Regions from separate parts of the Homo sapiens genome. Here region 1 is linked to region 2. Evidence: chromatin contacts called from ENCODE Hi-C or POLR2A ChIA-PET data. All regions are on one chromosome and are shown on one strand. Each heading gives the region's core, a stretch centred on a gene start or an enhancer-like site at or near the end of the contact. The rest is flanking DNA. Distances are from core to core; before and after follow the strand shown.

What was found. Hi-C counts contacts between places; a loop is a spot of excess contacts on that map. ChIA-PET counts read pairs that join two places held with the same protein, here RNA polymerase II (POLR2A). Pooled maps may share reads with other maps.
Region 1: a loop to region 2 is called in a map of PC-9, with 12 times the contacts of the local background. The contact joins two enhancer-like sites. A Hi-C loop is called at or near these places in 5 of 168 maps with a recorded cell type or tissue (Calu3, IMR-90, PC-3 and 2 more) and 3 of 50 pooled maps. POLR2A ChIA-PET finds 5 or more read pairs at or near these places in 1 of 52 experiments (IMR-90).

Annotation. Positions count from the first base shown.
Region 1 is chr1:85,605,229-85,611,167 of GRCh38, reverse strand. No RefSeq gene overlaps it. Among named protein-coding and RNA genes, the nearest start is that of CCN1, 27 kb to the right of the region's middle. RefSeq lists enhancers at 2,923-3,788, 2,996-4,195, 3,789-4,653. Within about 2 kb of position 3,932, at least 10 of the 41 ENCODE cell types and tissues checked have a DNase peak (open chromatin) inside an H3K27ac peak, as active enhancers do; they include PC-3 and PC-9, where a contact is called at or near this core.
Region 2 is chr1:85,848,362-85,854,523 of GRCh38, reverse strand. It overlaps COL24A1 (collagen type XXIV alpha 1 chain), which reads left to right. Exons shown (of 60, transcript NM_152890.7): 38 at 5,118-5,171. Among named protein-coding and RNA genes, the nearest start is that of ZNHIT6, 140 kb to the right of the region's middle. Within about 2 kb of position 4,188, at least 4 of the 41 ENCODE cell types and tissues checked have a DNase peak (open chromatin) inside an H3K27ac peak, as active enhancers do; they include PC-3 and PC-9, where a contact is called at or near this core.

The sequences.
Region 1 (5,939 bases), core at 2,683-5,182, 240 kb after region 2:
ATGAACAGGGCTTGGTGCAGTGTCTCACACCTTTAATGCCAGCAGTTTGGGAGGCCGAGGCAGAAGGATCACTTAAGCCCAGGAGTCCCAGGAGTTGGAGGTTATAGTGAGATATGATTGTGCCACTACAGCCTGGGCAACAGAGCAAGATCCTGTCTCTAAAAAACAAACAAACAGACAAACAAACCACCACAACAACAAAACTACAGGAATACGCAAAACTAATCTATTCTGTTAAGTCAGGAGAGTAGTTACCATTGGTGACAGTGAGTAACGTCTGGAATAAAAAATGAGAGACTTGGGAAACTAGTAATGCTGGTAATGTTTCTTCTTCAGGGTACTGTTTATAGGGGTATGTTCAGTTTGTGAAAATGTATCCAGCTGTTCACTTTCTGTATGTATATTTCAAGAAAAACATAATTTATGTTTTGAACTGTAAATTATGTTTCTGTTGAAACATACATACAAAGTGAATATACTATAAGTGTACAGCTGGATACATTATGTAAATTATGTTTACTGAGGGGCAGTTCCATGTACATTGACATGTAACTATCTCCAAGGTATAGAGTTAAATGGGAAATGCAAGAAACAAAACAGTATGTATAGTATGCTATACATATATTATACATATATGACTCATACAAATAATGTAATTGTACATGCATAGAACATCTTTGGAAGGACACTAGGAAGAGTGGTTGCCCCTGGGGTACCTAGAGACAGAGGTAGAAGGAGAACTTGCTCTTTTATTCTATGCCTTTTGAATTTTGTATCATGCACTCAAATATTTTACTCAATAAAATTATTCATTAGATATTAATTAATTAATAAGGAAGACTTGCTAAGTGCAACAAACCCATCACCAATCCCAAAAGCACAAATACTATATTATTCTACTTCTATGAGGGACCTACAGTGCTCAAATTTATAGAGACAGGAAATAACATAGTGATTGCCAGGGGCTGGAGGAAGGGGAGCATGGAGAGTTAATGTTTAATGGGTACTGAGTTTCAGTTTGGGATGATGAGAAAGTTCTGGAGATGGATGGTGGTGATGGTTGCACAACAATGTGAATATACTTGATGCCACTAAGCTGTACACTTAAAAATTATTAAAAAGATAAATTTTATGTTGAGTATATTTTGCCACAAAATATTTTAATATGTGAATTAAGGCTAAACAGCCATTTTACGATTAGTGTAAATTTATGTATTGGCTCTACCACTTGCAAGCTGTGTTTTAACCTCCCCATGTCTCCATTTCTTTGTTTCCTTATCTGGCAAGTCGGGTAGTATTAGTACCACCTTAAGGGGCTGTTGTAAGAATTAAATGAAAGAATACATGTAAAATGCTTAGAATAGTCCTTGGAACATAAGTGCTTAAGAAATATTATCATTATTGTTTTTTATTATATGTTGTGAAGTAGGAAAGCAAATTACAGAATTATCTCTGTAATACCATCCCCTTTATACTTTGTGGGGAGAATACATGCATATGTGTGCATGCGCACGTACCTAATGTACTCACGCATCCGTCATGTATTGATCAAATACTGTGTGCTGGACATTGTGCTAAGGGTTGGGCAGACACTGGTGGTGTCAGGGTGGAGAATGGTGATGGTGGTGGGGTTGTTTAAATAGAGAAGTCACAGGAGACCTCTCTGAGTAGTTGACAATTCCGAGAAGGTTGTAGCAGCCATGAGGGAGCCATGCAAAGAGGAGAAGAGCTTCCCAGACAAAGGCGGTATCATGATGTGAGATGCCAAGTTGGAAGGCCTCTTGTGGGTGAGTAAAAAAGAGGATTGTCAGAGGAGGTTGGAATATACATAGGCAATTCTAGAAAGATGGAGAAGAAACTGTTAATAGTGGTTTCCGCAGGGAAGTATTCAGGGAGGTGTGGGAAGGAGGGTGTGGAGTGGAGAAAAGGAATTTTACTTCTTACTTTATTCCCTTCTCTACAGTTTGAATTATGTACCATAAGGATGTATTTTGTCATTAGAAAAAAAGGCTGGTTAATAAAAAATTGAGGAACCTTAATCATTAATAGTAAGAAATCTAATAGCCTTTCCTTCTTTCAAGAATCACCTCATCTCAACTCTCCAGTTACTTTTCATGAAGCGAGAGTGTAATGTCATTTATATCTACTCATTGGTCTGAAAGTAGGGCAGAGGTTACCTTCTGCTATCTATTCAGTAATCTTTTTCTTTGAGTCAGTAATGGCTTCTTCTAATTCCCTTCTGTGAAACTCCTGAACCATCTTTTCCACTAGGACTATTTTTACTCTTTTTTTAAGGGATTTCAAATTCATTTAAGATTCTTACTTTGGGTCACTGCAATAACAGACATATGCAGGAGCAGCTACTCAGCCTTTCCAGTTGGAGTAGAATGGGGACAAGGAATGACCAAAAGAGACTGAGGTCAAAGGAAGAACTAAAGCACTGTCCCTCAAAATGCATTCTGGAAGCTCCATTGGGCTGGGTGCTTTACTTCTCTGGATCTCCCCTGGGGTCCCCAGAGCCTTACTAAAGTTAGGGTTTCTCTGTAGAGTGTTCTGAAAAGCAGAGAAAGCTTTTCCTTGTCCAAATGGAATCCCAGCAGTGGTTAAGATTGCTTAGACTCATACCCATGAATCAAGGCAATGGATGATGTCTTCTAGGACAGATGTCAAAACCAGCTCTGAGGCAAGGTGCGGTGTGAGCAGGGAGAGGGTAGGCTAGATGTCTCCTAGCATTTTCAATCCTCTAAACTGAGCTACAGTCAGAAAGGAGGAAAACAGAGCATCTGATCTGTCTGTGGCCTGCCTCACTGAGAATTTCATTGCCTGCACGGCAGCAGGAGAAATAAGGTGAATAACACCAATTTGAAACCCCATGCTTGGCTATGTGTATGCCCATCCCGTACTCCAAATATCTCTCCTGCATCCCCTTTGTTAATTCCCTGGACATTTTTATAACTGTTTCCAACCGGAAGAAGTGCATGAATTGATACTTTGGCATCAGGCTAGATGTGCCACTCGGGTTTCTTCTCTCCCAAGCTGCCCCTCCTGCTGTGTGTGTGTGATGTCTAAAGGCCTCCCCATCTGGACACTCACCCACGGCATTGGACATTTTCCTTTCAGGTTTATCCCACGCAGTCCTATTCCAGGAATGCCTCCTCTTCCCCACACCACTTAGTGTGTAGACAACTCACTCTGCCAACAATAAGCAATAGTATGAACAATAAACTAGTATTTATTGAGCACTTATTATGTGTCAGGCTGTATTCTAACTACTTTATGTGGATTAACTCACTCCCCATCCAGTTCTCTGAAGAAGGTGTGGTTATTGTCTCTGTTTACAGTTGAGGAAACTGAGGCACAGAGTGGATGCTTTCATGGCATTTCTCTTCTGCCAGTGATCTCCACTCTGTGAGCGAGCCAGCCAGTCTCTGCGTTTAGCCAGCGCCTGCCACAGGGGTCTGGCTCTTAGTGAATGATTGCTCCTGGATCTCCCAAACTCTTCATATACTTTCACATCCTGAGCAAAAAAATGCTTCCCAAGATTCCTCCTGCCAGCTCCATCTGTGAAACTTGTGGGCCGGTATTTGAATAAGAATGACTAAAGGGGGAAGAGGTTTTATGAACTTCAGACTGTGAACTCAAGGAAGAGAGTGAGTCAGGCCTCCACATTCCTGAAATACTTTCAGGAGGCTCAGTGACCTCAGACAATAAGAACCTGAGGCAGAATGTCCTTGGGAGGCCCCCCACCAGGAAGAACGTGAGGGCAGATGCTCTGCTGTGCTGCCTTCTGTGGTTCCATGCGCAGTGTGTGGGTTGAAGGAAACCACTAGCCAGAGGCCCAGGCCTACCGAGAGCGCTGCCTTGGTTTTGCCCAGGCTGACTCCTCTCCCTGGAATGCTTGACCCCAAATGCTTGTGAGCTTGTCATCCCAGACTCAGCTCATGTGTCACCTCCTCTGTCTGCTACAGGTAGAAGAGGCTTTGTGGTTGGGACACCACAGGGAATTGCGCTTGCTTCTCTCACTCCTAAACGCCCTAGAAAAACATTGCTTTCAACATGTGTGCCCAATACATTCTTCATACCTACTGAGGTTGGCAACAGCTCCAAGGTTGAGGAGTGAGCCCTGTGCCGGGGGTGTCAGATGTGGGTGCTAGTTCCATCTCAGGCCTGGGCCTTGTAACCTCCCACACCTCAAACTCTTCCTGATTAAAATGATATGTTTTGATCTACCTCTCCTACAGATGGTGACCTTCTGAGGTACAGAGACTTTTAACCCAGGCGCTATTTTCAGAGCGGAGCAGGCACATAGCTATTCAATAAGTTTAAATAATTACAAATCTTTCTCCCCAGCTTCTATCTCCGTCCATCTCTTTCCTCACCAAGCTTAAACCCATGATTGGTATGAGGTGCAACCATCCACAAAGGGAAAGTATCATCCGCTAATTTTTTTTAAAGGTGCTTTCTTGTGTTTCTCATGTGTGCGTGCGTATGTGCATACATGCATGACTGTGTGTGTGTGTGTGTGTGTGTGTGAACAGAGCAAACGAGAGGCTGCACTAGGCTGAGCTCACCACAGGGGTGAATTGTAAAGAATGAGTCTCACCCAAGATGAAAATGTTACCTCAGGAATTCTTCCATGATCTTTGAGCAGGGAAGGAGTGAAAGGGTATAGCTGGGGCCCATCCTATGGACTGAAAAGCTGAGGGAGCACATTCAGTCAAGCACATCCTCCAATAGCTGCACCACTTTCCAACAGAAACAAGGGAAGGGTGGCAGAAGAAGTAGAACTAACTAGGCTGTGGGTTACTGCCCTAAAGGCCAAGATGTAAAGCCATAGAGAAAAGTGCTTTCAATTGTAGGCTCGTGAAAGCTACTGAGATTGGTGACTGCACCAGTGCCAAGGAAAAAGCCCTGCCTGGGGGTGGCAGGTGTGGGTTCTAGTGCCATCTAGTGCCATGCCATCTCTGGTGCTAAGGAAGTTGGTGGGCTTGGCCGTGTCGTATAACCTCCCGTGTCACTTCATGTGGATAGTGAAGATATTGGGTTGATGACGGGTTTAACTGAGGTTTTGTCACTCCTGCTCACCTCCCCTGCTCTCCTGTGTCATCCACACAAATGTTGTTTCTGCATTGGCCAATCTGGGACTCGTCCTTGCCTCCACTTTCACCCTCCAAGAGAGGAAGGAGGGAATGTGGGTAAATGCAGGTGCACACGGCACACATTCCATCAGGCAAATGGGAGTTGAGTGACATAAAGAGTTGGAAGTCCACTTTCAGGCTGGACAGGGAGGTCCTCTTCCTCCATCCCGTCTTTACCTCTATTCTTGCCCACCAGCCCAATCCCTGCAGCCCTGCCCAGGGCTGGTCTTTCCCTCATTCTGGCTGAGCAGTGGAAGTTGCCTGAGGAAGCTCAGTCCTGCCATCCCAACCAGAGCTGCCCTGGTTCACTTTGCTGCACCTGCCAGACCTCCCAGGTAGTTAATGATCCCCTGGGCAGAAGAGCCTTTTAATAATTTACCAGAGTAGATAAAGAAAAAAGCATAGTTCTCTACTTGGAGGCCAATTACACTGGCAATCCAGACAGTATAGATGGAGTTAAGACTAACTTCAAGTTCAAACTCAATTTTTTTTTGTATGGGAACCCTGCCTTATAGCTATTTATATGAAGTCTTATCAGAACCTTCATCCAGATATTTAAACATCCCAGCCCTACTGTATGATCAGCACTTTCGGGCTCCTTCACTAGTCAGGAGAACTCACTATATAAAGCAAAAGAAACCAAAATACCCTAGAACAAAATGAAATTTAAACACTTAAAGAACTCCAGAGAAAGAAAAGTGATTTTGCATTGTCTAACTATTTGAGTTCCTTATTAGAATTTGAAAAACACTCTTCTGCAGGGAATTATATGTTTCCTTGAGTCAAAAGTAGACTCAGAGC
Region 2 (6,162 bases), core at 2,939-5,438:
CTATCAGATTACCAAGAACGTTTTTCACAGCATTAGCAAAAGCCATTCTAAAATTCTTATGGAATCAAAAAAGAGCCCAAGTAGCCAAAGTAATCCTAAGCAAGAAGAATAGAGCTGGAGGCATCACAAGTACCTGACTTCAAACTATACTACAAGGCTACAGTAACTAAAACAATATTGTACTGGTACAAAAACAGTTACACAGACCAATGAAACAGGTTAGAGAACCGAGAAATAAAGCCACACAACTACAGCTATCTGACCTTTGACAAAGCCGATAATAACAAGCAATGGGGAAAGTTTACCCTATTCAGTAGATGGTGCTGGGATAACTGGCTAGCCATATGCAGAAGATTGAAGCTGGACCCCTACCTTTTACCACATGCAAAAATCAATTTAAGATGGATTAAATGCTTAAATATAAAACCTAAAACTATAAAAACCTTAGAAGAGAACTTAGGGAATACTATTCTGGACATCAGCCCTTGCAAAGACTTCATGACAAAGATTCCAAAAGCAATTGCATCAAAAACAAAACTTGACAAATGAACCTAATTAAACTAAAGAGTTTCTGCACAGCAAAAGAAACTGTCAAAAGAGTAAACAGACAACCTAAGAACAGGAGATAGTTTTTGCAAATTATGCATCCAACAAAGGTCTAATATCCAGAATCTATAAAGAACTTAAATCAATAAGCAAAAAACAAACAAACCCATTAAAAATGGGTAAAGGACTTGAACATACACTTCTCAAAAAAAGACATACATTTGGCCATCAAGTAGATGAAAAAATGCTCAATGTTGCTAATCATTAGAGAAATGCAAATCAAAACCACAATGAGATACCATCTCATACCAGTCAGAATGGCTTTTATTAAAAAGTCAAAAAATAACATGCTGGTGAAGTTGCAGAGAAAAGTGAACACTTATACACTGCTAGTGGGAATGTAAATTAGCTCAGCCACTGTGGAAAATAGTCTGGAGATTTCTCAAAGAACTTTAAAAGAACTACCATTCAACCCAGCAGTCCCATTACTGGGTATATACCCAAAGGAATATAAACTGTTCTACCATAAAGATGCATGCGCATTTATCTTCAGCGCAGCACCATTCACAATAGCAAAGACATGGAATCAGCCTAGATCTCCATCAACAGTGGACTGGATAAAAAAAAAAGTGGTATGTATACACCATGGAATCCTATGCAGCCATAGAAAAAGAACAAGATCATGTCCTTAACCAGCAACATGGATGCAGCTGGAGGCCATTATCCTAAGCAAATTAATGTGGGAACAGAAAACCAAATACCACATGTTCTCTTTAAGTTGGAGCTAAACCTTGAGTACACATGGACACAAAGAAAGGAACAATTAACATCAGGACCTACTTGAGAGTGAAGGGTGGGAGGAGGGTGAGGACTGAAAAACTGCCTATCAGATATTATGCCAATTACCTAGGTGACAAAATTATCTGTACACCAAATCCATGTGACACATAATTTATCCACATAACAAACCTGCACATGTACCCCTTGAACCTAAAATAAAAGTTAGATAGAAAAAATAAAACATAATACTGTGGTTACTGTGGCATGCGCCTGTACTTCCAGTAACTCGAGAGGCTGAGGTGAGTGGATTGCTTGATCCTAGGAGTTCAAGTCCCGCCTGGGCAACATAGCAAGACAATGTCTCTAAATAAATAAATAAAAGTAATATACAAAAATAGGTTCCATTCTTTTTCACCAGCAATGAGCAGTTAGATATTTTTAAATGCAATTTCCAACACAATTAGCCACAAAATTAAGTACCTAGCAATACATCTAAACAAAATATTTGTAAAAATGGTGTGGAAAATTTTTGCAATTAAAGAAATTATAATCATTTATTAAAGAACTAAATAAATGGACAGTTATTTTATATTCATGATAGGAAAACTCAATATTATAAAATTATCAATCTTCTCCTATATTAATGAATACACTTAATACAATTTCAACCAAAATCCCAATGGGATTTTTAATAAAACTTGATTGATAAAAAGTGATTTAAAAATTTGTGTGGAAAACCAAAGGGCCAATATTAAGACAACTTTAAAGAATAAGTTGTGCAGAGGTGGGATGGTTGTGGAGGAGGTGGAAGAGAGAATCTGACCTATCTGATATAACTTATTATTGAAGCTAGAGTAATTAAGTTAGTTAGTGCCATACTCATTCACAAATAAACAAACAGACCAATGGAAATTGAAGATAATGTAGAATCAGATATAAGTATATTTTGAAACTTGATTTTTGATAAATTGATTATGCACTACAGATCTATAAGGAAATGAACAATTTAATAAATGATACCAGTACAATTGGTTATCCAAATGAAAAAAAAAATACTCTCCCTCACACAAATGCGCACGTGCGCGCACACACACAAACACACACCCCGCAAAATTACATTCCAATTGATTAAAGGCTTAACTGTTAAAATCAAAATCTTAAAACTCTTGGGAGAACATTTAAGATAATATTTTATGACCTTATAAGGAAAGGGGAAGCAGTAAAGATTTCTTAAAACAAAGCACTAAAAGAAACAGAAAGAAAATATTAATGACTTTGACTGCATTAAAATTGCAAACTTGTGTTAGTCCAAAGTCGTAATAAACAAGGTGAGAAAATAAGATACAAGCTGGGAGAAGAGATTTGTGATATATGGAATGAACAAAATATAAGTATGTATAAAAACATATACATGTAACTAAATAAGACAGCCCAGTAGAATAACGGGCACAAGATAGGAACCAGAAATTCACATAGAGATATAGATGTCCGATAACTTTATGAGTAGCTATACGTTTTTCCATAATAACCAATAACATAAATTGAAATGATAACATCATTCTGCACCCATTTTAAGTCTCATACGATCAAGCATTATAGGAAATATGAAGTAAGTGGAACTCTTAAACATTGCCATTGAGGATGTAAATTGGCAAAATCACTTTGGAGAACAATTTGACAATATCTGATATGCTTGAAGATGCATGTATCCTACAACCCAGCAATTCAATTCCAGGGTACATACCCTATAAAAACTCTTGACATGAGCACATAGAGACAAGTACAGAGTGTTTATTCCAGCATTGTCTGTAATAGCAAAAGAAAGCCACCAAAACATTAACCAACGGGAAAAATACTTAAGTTGTGGTTTGATAATAACATGGAATCCTGTAGCATTTTTTTAAGTAAATGAATTAAAGACACAGTAATTTCAAAACAAAAATGTGTTAAAAAGAAGTTTCAGGAGAACACATAAAGTATGATACTGCTTTTTAAAAATTTTTAAAGATACAAAATACATATTACTTGGGGATACAAATGGAGTAAAATTATTAAGAAATGTGTAGGAACAATAAAATTCAAGACAATGATTGCACCTGAGTAGGGAAAAAGGGTGATGAGTTTGGATAAGTATATGTTTAATGTGGGGCTTCAATTATATGTATATATATATGTAGATATATATATATATATATACACACACACACACACATAGACATACACATATATTGGTTCTATTTCTTAAAGTAGATGTAGGTAAACGGGCTTTCATTGTACCTTTTAACATCTTTACATGTACTTAAATATTGTGTAATACACTTTTAATAAACAGCAGAAGTTAATAACGACTAGCATATTTTGAGCTCTTCATCATAAGTCTAGTCCTTTCTAAAGTTTACATGCATTCTCTTATTTGCTCTTAGTCTTTGAAGATGTTCTTTTATACCTCTTTTATTTAACAGGAATCTGAGGCCTTTAGAAATTAAATAATCTACCTACGGCTGTATAGGTAGGTGTTAGGTGCCAGAGCCAGAATATGAAATGGGAGCAGTCTGACTTTTAAAAGCTCACACCTTTAATCTCTATGAAGATTAATCAGCCTCTTTTTGAAAGGCCTCATTAACTTCAAAGAAGTCCTCAGGTTAGTGCAACTACCATTTCTACCTCTGGATGCAGCTATAACTACAGCAATAGAGCACAACAGCTTTGGCCTCTAAATTCAGTGATTTTCTGAGGCTAGAAGAGCATTTTCTCAGGAGCATAGGGTATGAGTCATTTCCTTAGGTATCTGTTTATTCGTTCAACAAATATTTATCTAGAGCCTACATAGCACAGTGGTAAACCACAAGTTATTTCTTGTCTACATCATTTTTGCAATTTGCCAAGCTTTTGGGACACAAATTTGAGATTTCTATTTTCATTTCCAGCGAATGCAGGGAATGTTGTGATTAATTATTAGCCATTTTAGAACTTGCAACCTGGCTTACTGTGGAACTCACTTAAGCCTAACCATTGTTTACCTGAAAATTCATATAGTGCCCCACTTTTACTTAAAAAAAAGTGTATATTGAAAACTTTTAATATACTTTTAGCTACACAAAGGACAAATTGAAATGAAAATATTATTTTTAAGTTTTATATGATTACCTCCTTTTTCTCTCTGTATTTCCTTCTTTTTTTCCCACAGATCAACGAATATCTCTTTAACTCTTTCTACTCCAGTGAGATTTTGAGATTTTCTTTGACCACGTACTAGACACATTGAAATTTTCCTTGACCATGTACTAGATGTATTTTATACTCTGTACTTTCTTTCATATGTGTGTGGAGACTTCATTGGATAGGCAGAAGTCCTGTACTTTCCACAAGATGCTGAGCTCCCAGTAGCTGATAGAAATGCTGAGATGGATGCCTTTGGGTTTATACTTTTTTATTTTAGTTAAACGTGTTTTACAGCCTGTGACGTAGAAGGCATGGGTTAACTTTAATTACATTCTCTCTAATTAAAATGGGTATACTGAATCTAAGTAATGTTCCACCTAGAATAATGAACAGTGTAATTAAGACTCTCTTGGCCAGTTTGTGCATGTGAACTTTATAGCTAATAACAGCTACACCTCTAAGTCATTGTGACCTCTTTTTAAATGATACAAACCTAATAATGTGAAAATTAACCCTCATTTTTACTTCTCGTCCAATCCAATCCAGTGATTATCTGATAGAAGTATTCAAATACTCCATCTCATCTTTTCTTTAACCATTTATTTCCTTTTTTATATTGAATATTTTAGGGACCTGAAGGAATTGTGGGAATTCCAGGGCAAAGAGGTCGTCCAGGAAAAAAGGTAATTTTTTACATCTTCTTATGCAGGTTTTCTTTCTTCTGATGTGCCCAGAACTCCATAGACTGCTGTAATGTTTTTAATTTGGACTAGATAGTAAAGTAGTAAAGAATTATAAATGTTGCTTTAAAAGATACATTTATATAAATTAATATTTAATTTCAGTTAGGAGTACTTATTATCGTGATTATTTGAAGGCAAATTTTCCATTTTGTAGTTTGTAAAAAATCTTGGCTTTTCCTTCTTTCTCTTGTTTGCCAAAAATTCTTTTAGTAGACCATGGGCAAGAAGAAAGATAAAAGGAAAATACTATACCATTTGTGCTTTTCAATGACAACTTTAGTAAAGTATTTGAGGGAAGAGAATGTAACTATAATTATTTGTTGTCAATGTGTTTTTCTAAGTTGGTTTTATTTTTTCCATATATGAAGAACTACAAATCAAGAATATTTTTATTTGCTTACTTTATATTTTACTAAAAATATTTTACTAAAATCAACATTCATAGTGAGACAGTGCAAGTCTTTGTATAATAACAACCTGCACCCCTGGAAAAATAAAATAAAGCCTCTTAGCTGTTATGAATCCCAAAAATTTCCTGTCCAACTGTGTTCACAGTAGTTTTTCTTTGTATCTTCTTGTTTATCAATAATAGAACAGGTTGGTTCTCACTTAGGAAAATGAAGAATAACACAATGTTGTTTAAGAACAGCTATATTTTGGTGCTAAAGAAAGGTCAGTTTGTTGGCTGGGCGCAGTGGCTCACACCTGTAATCCCAGCACTTTGGGAGGCCGAGGTGGGCGGATCGCTTGAAGTCAGGAGATCGAAACCAGCCTGGCCAACATGGTGAAACCCTGTCTCTGCTAAAACTACAAAAATTAACTGGACGTGTTGATGGGTGCCTGTAATCCCAGCTACTTGGGAGGCTGAGGCAGGAGAATCGCTTGAATCCAGGAGGCAGAGGTTGCAGTGAACTGAGATCTTGCCACTGCA